Regions from separate parts of the Mus musculus genome. Here region 2 is linked to region 1. Evidence: chromatin loops called from intact Hi-C (ENCODE). Cell type or tissue: heart. All regions are shown on one strand.

Region 1 (5,000 bases):
TCAATCCAAGAGCTCATGGATTTTTTTTTTTTTTTTAAATCAATGCTCTGCTCATTCGATTTATAAAAACAGCCACGCTCTTCAGTTTGGGAATCTACTGAAGGCTGCAACTAACTGCATGTAGCCACCAGGTTCAAGGCAGAGTGTGTGAGATTTACAAAAATAATCATGTTGACAAAAGTCGCACCCCAAGTCAGCCCTTTACACGCCCTGAAGGCAAGAAACTTTCTAAAAGGGGAATCGAAGCAGGCCCTAGAGGACAGGTAAGGCTCTACTGACAAGGCAGACTAAGGCCACTGTGGCCAATATTCGGTCGACGCCCCACAGAAAGCCAAGCTCACCACACCCTTCATCTCCCACCCCTCGCGGGTCTCTCACAGTCCCGCCATCCCTGCCCTCCCCTGCGTCTCGCCAGGGACCTCCTCACTCCTTAGTCCAGGGTTTCGCCGCCAGGATTTCTTGTTGTTGTTTTTTGTCATATTTGTAGATTTCATCGATACTCTGCGCTTCCTGCATGTTGTTGGCCAATTCCCAGGTTTTCTGGGCCATACCACTCCCGGAAGCTGCCATGGCCGAGGCACCGGAGAAGCTGTCGCTCCACAATCAAGATGCAACTTTCTTCTACTGGGCCTCAGCGTGCGGGCTTTGGACCTTCCCCACCAGGGTGCACACTCACTAGACTCTCAAGGCAGCCATGACACTTGAGACCGGAGGTGACGTTGGTCCAGACCATTCGCGCGCTGGGGCGCGGCGGCGGCGCAGCGACATAGAAAACACTTCCTTAGGGTTGGCTCGGCTCGGCTCGGCTAAGATCAGTCTTGCCGGTGAAACGAGAACATGCTGGCTCGGAAATCCGTTCGTGTGAACTGCGAGGGACGCAAAGCCTCGGTGTGGGAATGGTACAGCCTTTCGCGCCGGAAGGCGGGACTATTGGCCTGCCAGGAAGGAGTCGGCCGGCTCGGCTCGTACTGCGCAGACTCAGATGCCACCATATTGTGTGTAGGAGGAAACTTGAGTTTGGGGAATTATGTTTATGTGAGTGTAGGTGCTTCAAACGAAATAAATTGTTTGGAATACTAAATATCTCTAGAGAAACAGAGGTGTAAGTATCTCCGGATTATTGGTTTTGGAGGGGGAAGATCGCGTGACTCTTTTAAGATAATTTGCGGTGTGTTAAGCCTCCGGGGTTTGTGGTTGGCGTTCCGCTTTTGTGTTTTCGCTACTGTTGCGAGGTGGCAAGCAAAAGTTACCGGTTGCTAAGATTAACTTTTTTAGGGACTTTATAGGGTAACATTTTATACAAGTGTTAGGAGCGGTGAATGCCTTAGGCGCTACTTTTTAAAAAAGGTTTGTCTCAGTGCAGATTTAATCTCCGCAACCTGTGCCTTCCAGCAGTTAATGTGAAATTTGTTTCAGTCGTATTTTTAGGTTTTCTTCCCTCACATTCTCATCCCCAATTGCCCACTAGACTGTAAGTTGAAGGCATGCATGAAATTTGTGTTTTATTTAATTCTAATATATTTAATTTTTTTCGTAACACGGTTCTTAAAGACTTCTCCAGCTTCATCATCTTCTTTTAGCTCCCCCAACCCAGTTTTTCATTCTATTAGAACTTTTTTCCTTGGCTTAGTAATATATTAGTTGTTAGGCATTGCTTGAAATGCACTTCTTGACATTTCTGCTTTAGAGCACACAGATTTTAAAAAGCACAGCTCGGAGATGCCTTTCCTTAACTCTTCGTCAGTAACTGCTCCTTCACAGGAATTCGAAGGCTCTGTAGCTGCTTCACCTGGACCCCGGGGTTTTTGCAGTTCTGGAACTATGTAGTCCAGGCTGGCCTCAAACTCGAGAGCTGCCTGCTTGAGTGCTGGGATTCAAGGCGTGCACCACTACTGCCCGTCTGTATCCTCTTCTAATGCAGGTGCTTTTGCCTGGGCTGCAGGAGACCCTGTTTCAAAAAGTCAAGGAGCTGGGCAAACAAAACAGAGCAAGGACATTGCAACATTCTTCTAATTCCAGTACTTGGGAGGTGGAGAATGGAGAATCAAGAGTTCCAACCCCGCTTTCTCCCTGGACTATTGGAGACAAAATAACGAAACCAAAAATAAAAATAGAATCTTCTTAAAGTATAACTTCGGGCACACTAGGGACATTAGAGTACATTAGTATCTTAAGTTCTTTCTGAGAAGCTTGTGTAAGCTTGTTCCAGTGGTCACAATACACAGCCACTCGAAACATACAGAATAACATGTTGAAATGGTAATGAAAGCCCAGGACAGAGAGTTGACCAGACTGCTGGTGCGGACATTCCTTCTCTCACATCCACACTTCGTGACTGGAGACCGTCCTGGGCTTGGATGGCTGGGATTTAGCCTGGGAGTGGTCACATTTCAGGAATCCCTGGGCGCAGCAGCGGGTGCACCGGGTGGCCTCCGGGGCTGCAGGGGGCGCCCTCGGCCGCGCGGCCTCCGCCAGCAGCCCGAGGGGCGGGGCCGCGCCTGGCCGTTGGTGGAGGGCGGGCGGGGGGCTGGGCCTGGGAGGCGGAGTCCTGAGCGGGCGACCGGTTTTTAGGTCCGCGCCGGAGTCGCCGGAACCACGGACTGTGGAGCCCGCTGGGAGCGTGGCTTCTCGCTGGGAGTAAGTCGGTGGGTAGCGGGTGTGGACGGCTGTGCGAAGAGTCGGCGCCCTGGCGCGGGAGGCCGGCCCGGGTCGCTGTAGCCGGGCGGGGGTTCGAGCCTGCCGGGCGGAGCCGGGAAGCTCCGGGGTGTTGTGGGGGCAGGGCTTGAGGCGCGGGTCGCGAGGCGGTGGCCCGGCTTGGCCCCAGGTGCTGGTCTCGAGGCTGCCGGGCTGGGGGCGGTGCCCTGCACGCGCGCTGCAGACTCCCGGGCGGCCTCTGGGCCCGCCGGTTGCCTGACAACGCGTTGACGCTTTCAGAGGCATCTGCCACCCGCTGCGTCTCTGGAGACCTTAGTGGCTCTCCTGCGCCTTCTCTTCTGCTGGCGCATCGCTGCTAAGCCTCGCAGAGTGCTTGCACCCGGAGGGTTGGTTAATGTTTAACACTTTGCAAGTTAAACTTAATCTTCTCCATATCCCTATGAAATCTGTTGCTTTTCTCTCACTGTGGTTGCTTGATGAGAGAACTTTCTCTGCCTTGATAGTGTATCTTTGTGTGGAATTAGAATCTGGTTTGAAAGAAATACGTACTGTGTGTATGTATATACACACACACACACATATATATATACACACACATACATATATATATGTGTATGATGTGTGTGTGTGTGTATCTTAATTTTCTCTCCTCCTACAGAATCCCAGCTGTCAAACTCCGTCATCATGGCTGCAAGTGTCTACGTTTTGAGCCATTTTTTCCAGACCCAAATCAAGTTTTCATTAAATGTTAGCAGTGAGACTCATCTTTTGAGATATATCTGGCTCTGAAGATAATAAGATTAAGAAGCTAACGTAGAAGTTTTGATAAGACTTAGTTTTCAAACAGTTTGTACAGTGTAAGGTCCTAAAAGCAATCAAAACAATTTTATAGCTGGGTGTGGTGGCACATGCCTTTAATCCCACCACTTTGGAGACAGAGGTAAGCAGATCTCTTGAGTTCTAAGCCAACCAGAGTTATATAGTGAGACCCTGCCTCCAGGGGGGAAAGAAAAGAAAAGAAAAAAAGGCTTTATAGAAAGCCAGTTATTCTAAGAAGCTAAGTTTTATGTGGAAGAATGGCTTGTCATGTTGATAAGCAAAAAAGAGCTCCAAAAAAGTAGGGAGACACTTTTTTTTGTTTTGTTTTGTTTTGCCCCCCCTTTTTTTGTGAACTTGCTGGTGTGAAGTATTTGCTGACGTGCTCCCATAGAGAGGCTCTTTCTCTCTGGAATCTCTGGGATGGCCTGGGAGGGGAGCAGATAGGTTCAGATAAGGCAAACAGGAAAGGATGCTTTCAGGACACCTTTTCTTTAGCAAAATTCAGAGTGATTTGTCCAGATTTGGATGGTACTCATAGTCAAATGCTCATGTATATGCTAAGGAGAAGAAGACTGTGAGACCCTTTCTGGCTAGTTCAATGAGAAACTTCATTTTCCCCTCTGTCTTTTATGCCTGCCCTTGTTCTTGTCTACATCTTATTTCTCCCTGAGCATCTGTCCCTAGTCCTTTTTTCTTGTAGTAGAGTCATTTTTTTTTGCAGGTAGCTGCCTCTTTTTTTTTTTTTTTTTGTTTCATTTTAACCTCATACTATAGGTAAGATTTATTATGAATTTTTAATTAGAATTTAATTAAAATTTTTCCCACTTCCTGATGGCAAAGTTCTGTTCTCTTACACTTTTTCCGAAGTCACCCAGTTCAAGCTCCAGTCATATAATTATTTCCCAGCGCCCTCTTACTAAGAAACTCGGGTTGCCATTATTGTGTGTTCTTGATGCGTCCATACATCAGTGCAGTAGTAGTTCATCTAAATTGTTTAACTACAGTATTGCTCCTAATAGCCTTTGGCAAAAGGTCATTACTGGGGAAAAGGCTATTGGTTAATAGATAGTTTATTGTAGTTACTGTTACCTAAGATGAGTTTCAGAAGTTGTAATAATAATTGGTACTAAGTTACTGTTAGGAGGGAATCCTGACATTTTATCCAGCTTCAGGTCTTCCGCATTCATTCAAGTGAACATTGCCCAGCATTTACTTGTGGGTTATCCCTACCTGTGTTCATTTGACCCCATGTTTGTCCTTGTATCTTAAAGTAGTTACGTTCTGTTTTGATGGAGTATATTGAAGATTGACTGCTTAAACTTGGGATCTTTTCTGCCTGCCTCTGTCCTGAGTAGGGAGTAACTGGGATGGCAAGTACTTACCATTTCTGTCTGTTGAAAACACTTACTTACCGCTTAAGTAAACATCTTTGATGTTGTTCAAATTTGATTCTTGAATTTTAACCATGTTTGGAAATTTCTGTTAGCATGTCTTACTAGTTTCAACTTAATGTATGTGAACTAAAC
Region 2 (5,000 bases), 490 kb before region 1:
CAGTGGGAGGAGAGGCCCTTGGTCTTATGAAGATTATATGCCCCAGTACAGGGGAATGCCAGGGCCAGGAAGCAGAAGTGGGTGTGTTCGGGAGTAGGGCAGGGGGAGGGTATAGGGGACTCTCAGGACAGCATTTGAAATGTAAATGAAGAAAATATCTAATAAAGAAAACTGAAATAAAAAAAAAAAGAACTAGTTGCACTGATCAGAGTAATCATTTATTGAAAGATGGTGAAAAGTATTAATTTGATGTCTTTAAACCTTTTTAATCCCTCTTCGGGATGAGGTGGGAACAAAAAACAGGAAACCTCATTTGATGTGAAAGGTCACAAAATTGACACAAAATTATACTAGCTGTTTTTCTGCCCTGAATCTCATTTTTGCCTTTGGGGTTCCAGACCTAACCAAAATGAAATGTAGAAGTGCACCAGAACAAGGGTGAGGAAGGCTACTCTGACTTACAACTTCTGAGTGACTTGAACCCAGGTGGTAAGCAATCAGGATCAAGAATAATCATGAGTCTATTATATGAGTTTGCTTTGGCCACATTCGTGGAAGTTAAATTTTCAGAATTCCCAGAATAGCCTCAAGATATTAGTGAGAGACCTGGCAGCACAGAGAAAAATAAACAACAGGAGTATTTACAAAGCCATGGCCACAACTTCAGGAAACTTCTTGATAGAATCAAGGGAGCTTCTAGAGCCAGAAGACGGTTCGATGAGGCAGGCTGTCACGTAGTCTACAGAGGAATAGGGCATAAGTGTCCTGACCCCACTCTCTTCATCTCTTTTCATCTTGTATCACTGTTTCCTGCTGATCAAAAATCAGCTAGAAACTAGTGCAGCTTACATAGTAGAGAGATGGTCTAGAGAAGCAGATAGAAGAGATCCAGGCTAGGATGAAGTAAGGCCACAGCAGTGGGGAGTGAAAGGGCGCAACATACAGAGACAAGCTATCTAGGCTTTGAACTGATGAGATTTGGATAGGGAAAGTCAAAGATGAATTTGCCATCATCCGAGCAAGTTACTAGACTTGAATGATGACCACATCTCCTGGGACTATTGTCTCTACAGTATTCCCAATGGCAGGGTTCCTTGGGCAGCAAAGACAATGAGGAAGAGGATGAGAGGATGGTGGAAGGAGGAGCAACTTTGGAGGAAGCTTTGTGCTGTGTAGATTTTGACATCTGGTCTAGCACCAAGAGGAAAACAAAGAATTATAGTGGCTCCTGCCTGTAATGCCAGAATTTGGGAGGCAGAGGCAAGGGAATTAATTCCAAGACCATTCTTAGCTATATAGCAAACTTAAACCACATTAAAAACAAAAATGATTTGGATGACTCCATATGCAACTAAGGCTAGCCTTGAACACCTGGCCCTCCTGCCTCTTTCTCTAGAGTGCTGGGATTATACACCATACCCAGTTTAGTCTGCATTTTTTAAATGTCTATTTATGGGGGACGGGGAAGGCAGTGAAGGATGGAGATAACAATGATACCTGTATGAAAGCACCATATTGAAAATAATTACTTTGCATTCTAACCAAAAACTTAGTTTAAAAAATGGAACTGGACACTGGATATTGCATGCCTGAAACACTAATGCTTGAGAGAGAGGTAGGAGAATCAAGAAGTTCTCAGTGGTGGTGCACACCTTTAATCCCAGCACTTGGGAGGCAGAGGAAAGCAGATTTCTGAGTTCGAAGCCAGCCTGGTCTACAGAGTGAGTTCCAGGACAGCCAGGGCTATACAGAGAAACCCTGTCTCAAAAAATAACAAAAAACAAACAAACAAAAAAGAAGTCAAGTTCTCTTTCGATGTACAGGGAGTTCAAGCTCGGCCTCCGGTTCATGTGATCTAAACTAAAAAATAAATAAATCAGTAAAAGTCTACTTATGTGACAAGACAAAAAAACCAACCAAACAAACAAACAAACAAAACACTTTTTTGGATGACATTAGATGAACATGTGCCCATTCTAACACCGGACTGAGGTAAAAACCTATAAAAATAGATGGCAGTAAATAGTAAACTGAGATTTTTAACTCCCTAGGCCACCATGACTACTGAATAAAAACTATTTGGTTTTCACTGGATCTTAGCCTTCCTCCAAGCTTATTAACACATTTACCTTTAAAACACTCCTGGATACTACCAGAGTCTCCATCTTCCACGATTTTTCAGGCCTACACAAATATCACAGGAACAAACAATGGCATGGCCAGAATTGGTGCCCAGGCCACGTACAGACAAACTGCAAGCCCTACTAAGTCGCAAAACAATGCCTAACTTGGACAGGTATCCGTGGGATCTGTCTCCGCTCACACCTAGGGCACAGAGAACGGGCTATAACTCTGGGGAAATAATTTGTCTCGCCCCAAACACCTCTGTAATAGATTTACCCATAGACACTGTGGTGTAGACGCTCCATTCGGAAGCTACAATGCAGGCACTTCCAAGAGTTTGAGCAGCCCGCGTCCTACTGCACTACCTCTGCCCCACAGCATGCTGGGAAACGTAGTCCCAACCAGGTCCTGAGCTGGTTAGCCAACCCTCAGCGCCAGTCGGGCCAACATCCGGTGACGAATCCAAGTCCCGCCTCTAAGCCCATCTGCTGTCCAATGCCGCCCTCTGCCGGTCTTTACCTCCCCGCCTAGCTGTGAGCCGCTTCCAGACAACCCGGAAGTGATCTTTCCTCTTCCGGATTACGGGTCCGGACGTCCGCACGTGGTTGCCGGTTTAGGGTGCTGCTGTAGTGGCGATACGTCCCGCCGCTGTCCCGAAGTGAGGGATCCGAGCCGCAGCGAGAGCCATGGAGGGCCAGCGCGTGGAGGAGCTGCTGGCCAAGGCAGAGCAGGAGGAGGCGGAGAAGCTGCAGCGCATCACGGTGCACAAGGAGCTGGAGCTGGAGTTCGACCTGGGCAACCTGCTGGCTTCGGACCGCAACCCCCCGACCGTGCTGCGCCAGGCCGGGCCGTCGCCGGAGGCCGAGCTGCGGGCCCTGGCGCGGGACAACACGCAGCTGCTCATCAACCAGCTGTGGCGGCTGCCGACCGAGCGCGTGGAGGAGGCGGTGGTCGCGCGCTTGCCGGAGCCCGCCACTCGCCTGCCCCGCGAGAAGCCGCTGCCCCGACCACGGCCGCTCACCCGCTGGCAGCAGTTCGCGCGCCTTAAGGGAATCCGTCCCAAGAAGAAGACCAACCTCGTGTGGGACGAGGCGAGTGGCCAGTGGCGGCGCCGTTGGGGCTACAAGCGCGCCCGGGATGACACTAAAGAATGGCTGATCGAGGTGCCTGGGAGCGCCGACCCCATGGAAGACCAGTTCGCCAAGAGGACTCAGGCCAAGAAAGAACGCGTGGCCAAGAATGAGCTGAACCGTCTGCGGAACCTGGCTCGCGCGCACAAGATGCAGATGCCCAGCTCAGCCGGCCTGCACCCTACTGGACACCAGAGTAAGGAAGAGCTGGGCCGCGCCATGCAAGTGGCCAAGGTTTCCACCGCTTCGGTGGGACGCTTCCAGGAGCGCCTTCCCAAGGAGAAAGCTCCCCGGGGCTCCGGCAAGAAGAGGAAGTTTCAGCCCCTCTTTGGGGACTTCGCAGCCGAGAAAAAGAACCAGTTGGAGCTACTTCGAGTCATGAACAGCAAGAAACCTCGGCTGGACGTGACGAGGGCCACCAACAAGCAGATGAGGGAAGAGGACCAGGAGGAGGCTGCCAAGAGGAGGAAAATGAGCCAGAAAGGCAAGAGGAAAGGGGGCCGGCAAGGACCTTCGGGCAAGAGAAAGGGCGGCCCGCCGGGTCAGGGAGAAAAGAGGAAAGGAGGCTTGGGAAGCAAAAAGCATTCCTGGCCTTCTGCTTTAGCTGGCAAGAAGAAAGGAGTGCCGCCCCAAGGTGGGAAGAGGAGGAAGTAGCGTTCTCCCCTCGGGACCAGTTCTGAAAAGCTGGGACTGTACTAAAAGTTAACTTGGGCGGTATAGGTGGCCGCTGCCCTCAGTGACATTTGACATTAAAAGGACGGGTTTGCCTTCCCTCGAGTCAGTGCTGGACGAGTTAATAGAGACACTGACTGGAAATTGGTGTATTTTGAGAATTATAGAAATGATATAGCCAGAACCAGGAATAAGTTAAGGCCTGCCTTTTTATCTTGACTTTGGATACTGCGTTACAGTAGATTGGTTTCAACATTTTTGCATTATTTTTATAACAAAGCTTGTGTATTTATCAAAGCGGGGAGGGCGGGGGAAAATTATATCTACCTGTGATTTGCAAGTATTGTAAATGGATGCAGGTACCTGGTGTTGCTTTTAACTTTTACTGTCGGTAGAGGTTGCATGTGAAGCCAGTAACCTGGGCACCAATATGGAGTGTGCTTGAGAAAAACAAAGTAGTTACAGTGGTTCTAAAAAAGACCCCTTGTTTTAGGAAAACTTTGGCCCTAACTATAATATTAAAAGTATAGTGCTTTTTGGTGTTGGTTCAGGTGGTGCATTTGGCCAATGGATTGCTTTAAGTCCAGAAATAGTTGTCATTTTGTTTGTAACCGGTGGCTTTTGTTTAATTGGCTTGGGTTTTAGATATTGTCAAAATATCTGGCATTCACTATGGAACCAAGGCTGCCCTGGAACTCAGGGCCAAGTGCTGAGATTATAATCGAGCAGCAGATTTCATGTTTATTTCTGTCCTAGATGTTTTTCCCTGTTTCATTGTCTTATTTTGTTCTTAATAAACTTATCTTTGCATAATTAGTATTTGCATTATTTTTGTAAGTTATTAATAGCAATTCTAGAATTGAGGAAGGGGTGTTTTCTTTAAAGCAAGTTGGTCTGTCAGTTGCTAGCAGTTGGGAATTGGGTTGGAGGTTACTCTTAGTGTGGTTTCAGTTTTATAAGGTTACTTGTAGAAATGCAAGGAAAGCTCAACTTGTCTCTTAACTCATGGAAACACTGGATTGTTAGTGACTTTGGGTAAAGCTCTAACTAGGCTCATCTTTACTGAACTCTTCC

Evidence for each region. Peaks named below come from ENCODE experiments on the same cell type or tissue, not always from the same donor. Only the 100,000 strongest peaks of a DNase experiment are listed, where the experiment ranks them.
Region 2: a loop joins it to region 1, with 2.9 times the contacts of the local background. A loop is called at or near these places in 5 of 42 quality-filtered maps.

The regions. Positions count from the first base shown.
Region 1 is chr1:10,037,243-10,042,242 of GRCm38, forward strand. Cops5 (COP9 signalosome subunit 5) reads right to left here and starts at 917. Exons shown (of 8, transcript NM_013715.2): 1 at 428-917. The coding sequence starts at 570. It overlaps Cspp1 (centrosome and spindle pole associated protein 1), which reads left to right and starts at 976. Exons shown (of 30, transcript NM_026493.3): 1 at 976-1,102. In heart, CTCF peaks have their summits at 637, 2,398 (motif pointing right) and 2,597; DNase peaks (open chromatin) are centred at 699, 879, 2,529 and 2,739; H3K4me3 peaks cover 3,670 bases; H3K27ac peaks cover 3,140 bases.
Region 2 is chr1:9,542,714-9,547,713 of GRCm38, forward strand. It overlaps Rrs1 (ribosome biogenesis regulator 1), which reads left to right and starts at 2,695. Exons shown (of 1, transcript NM_021511.2): 1 at 2,695-4,742. The coding sequence starts at 2,811. The coding sequence ends at 3,908. In heart, a CTCF peak has its summit at 2,635 (motif pointing left); DNase peaks (open chromatin) are centred at 2,598 and 3,308; H3K4me3 peaks cover 3,088 bases; H3K27ac peaks cover 1,716 bases.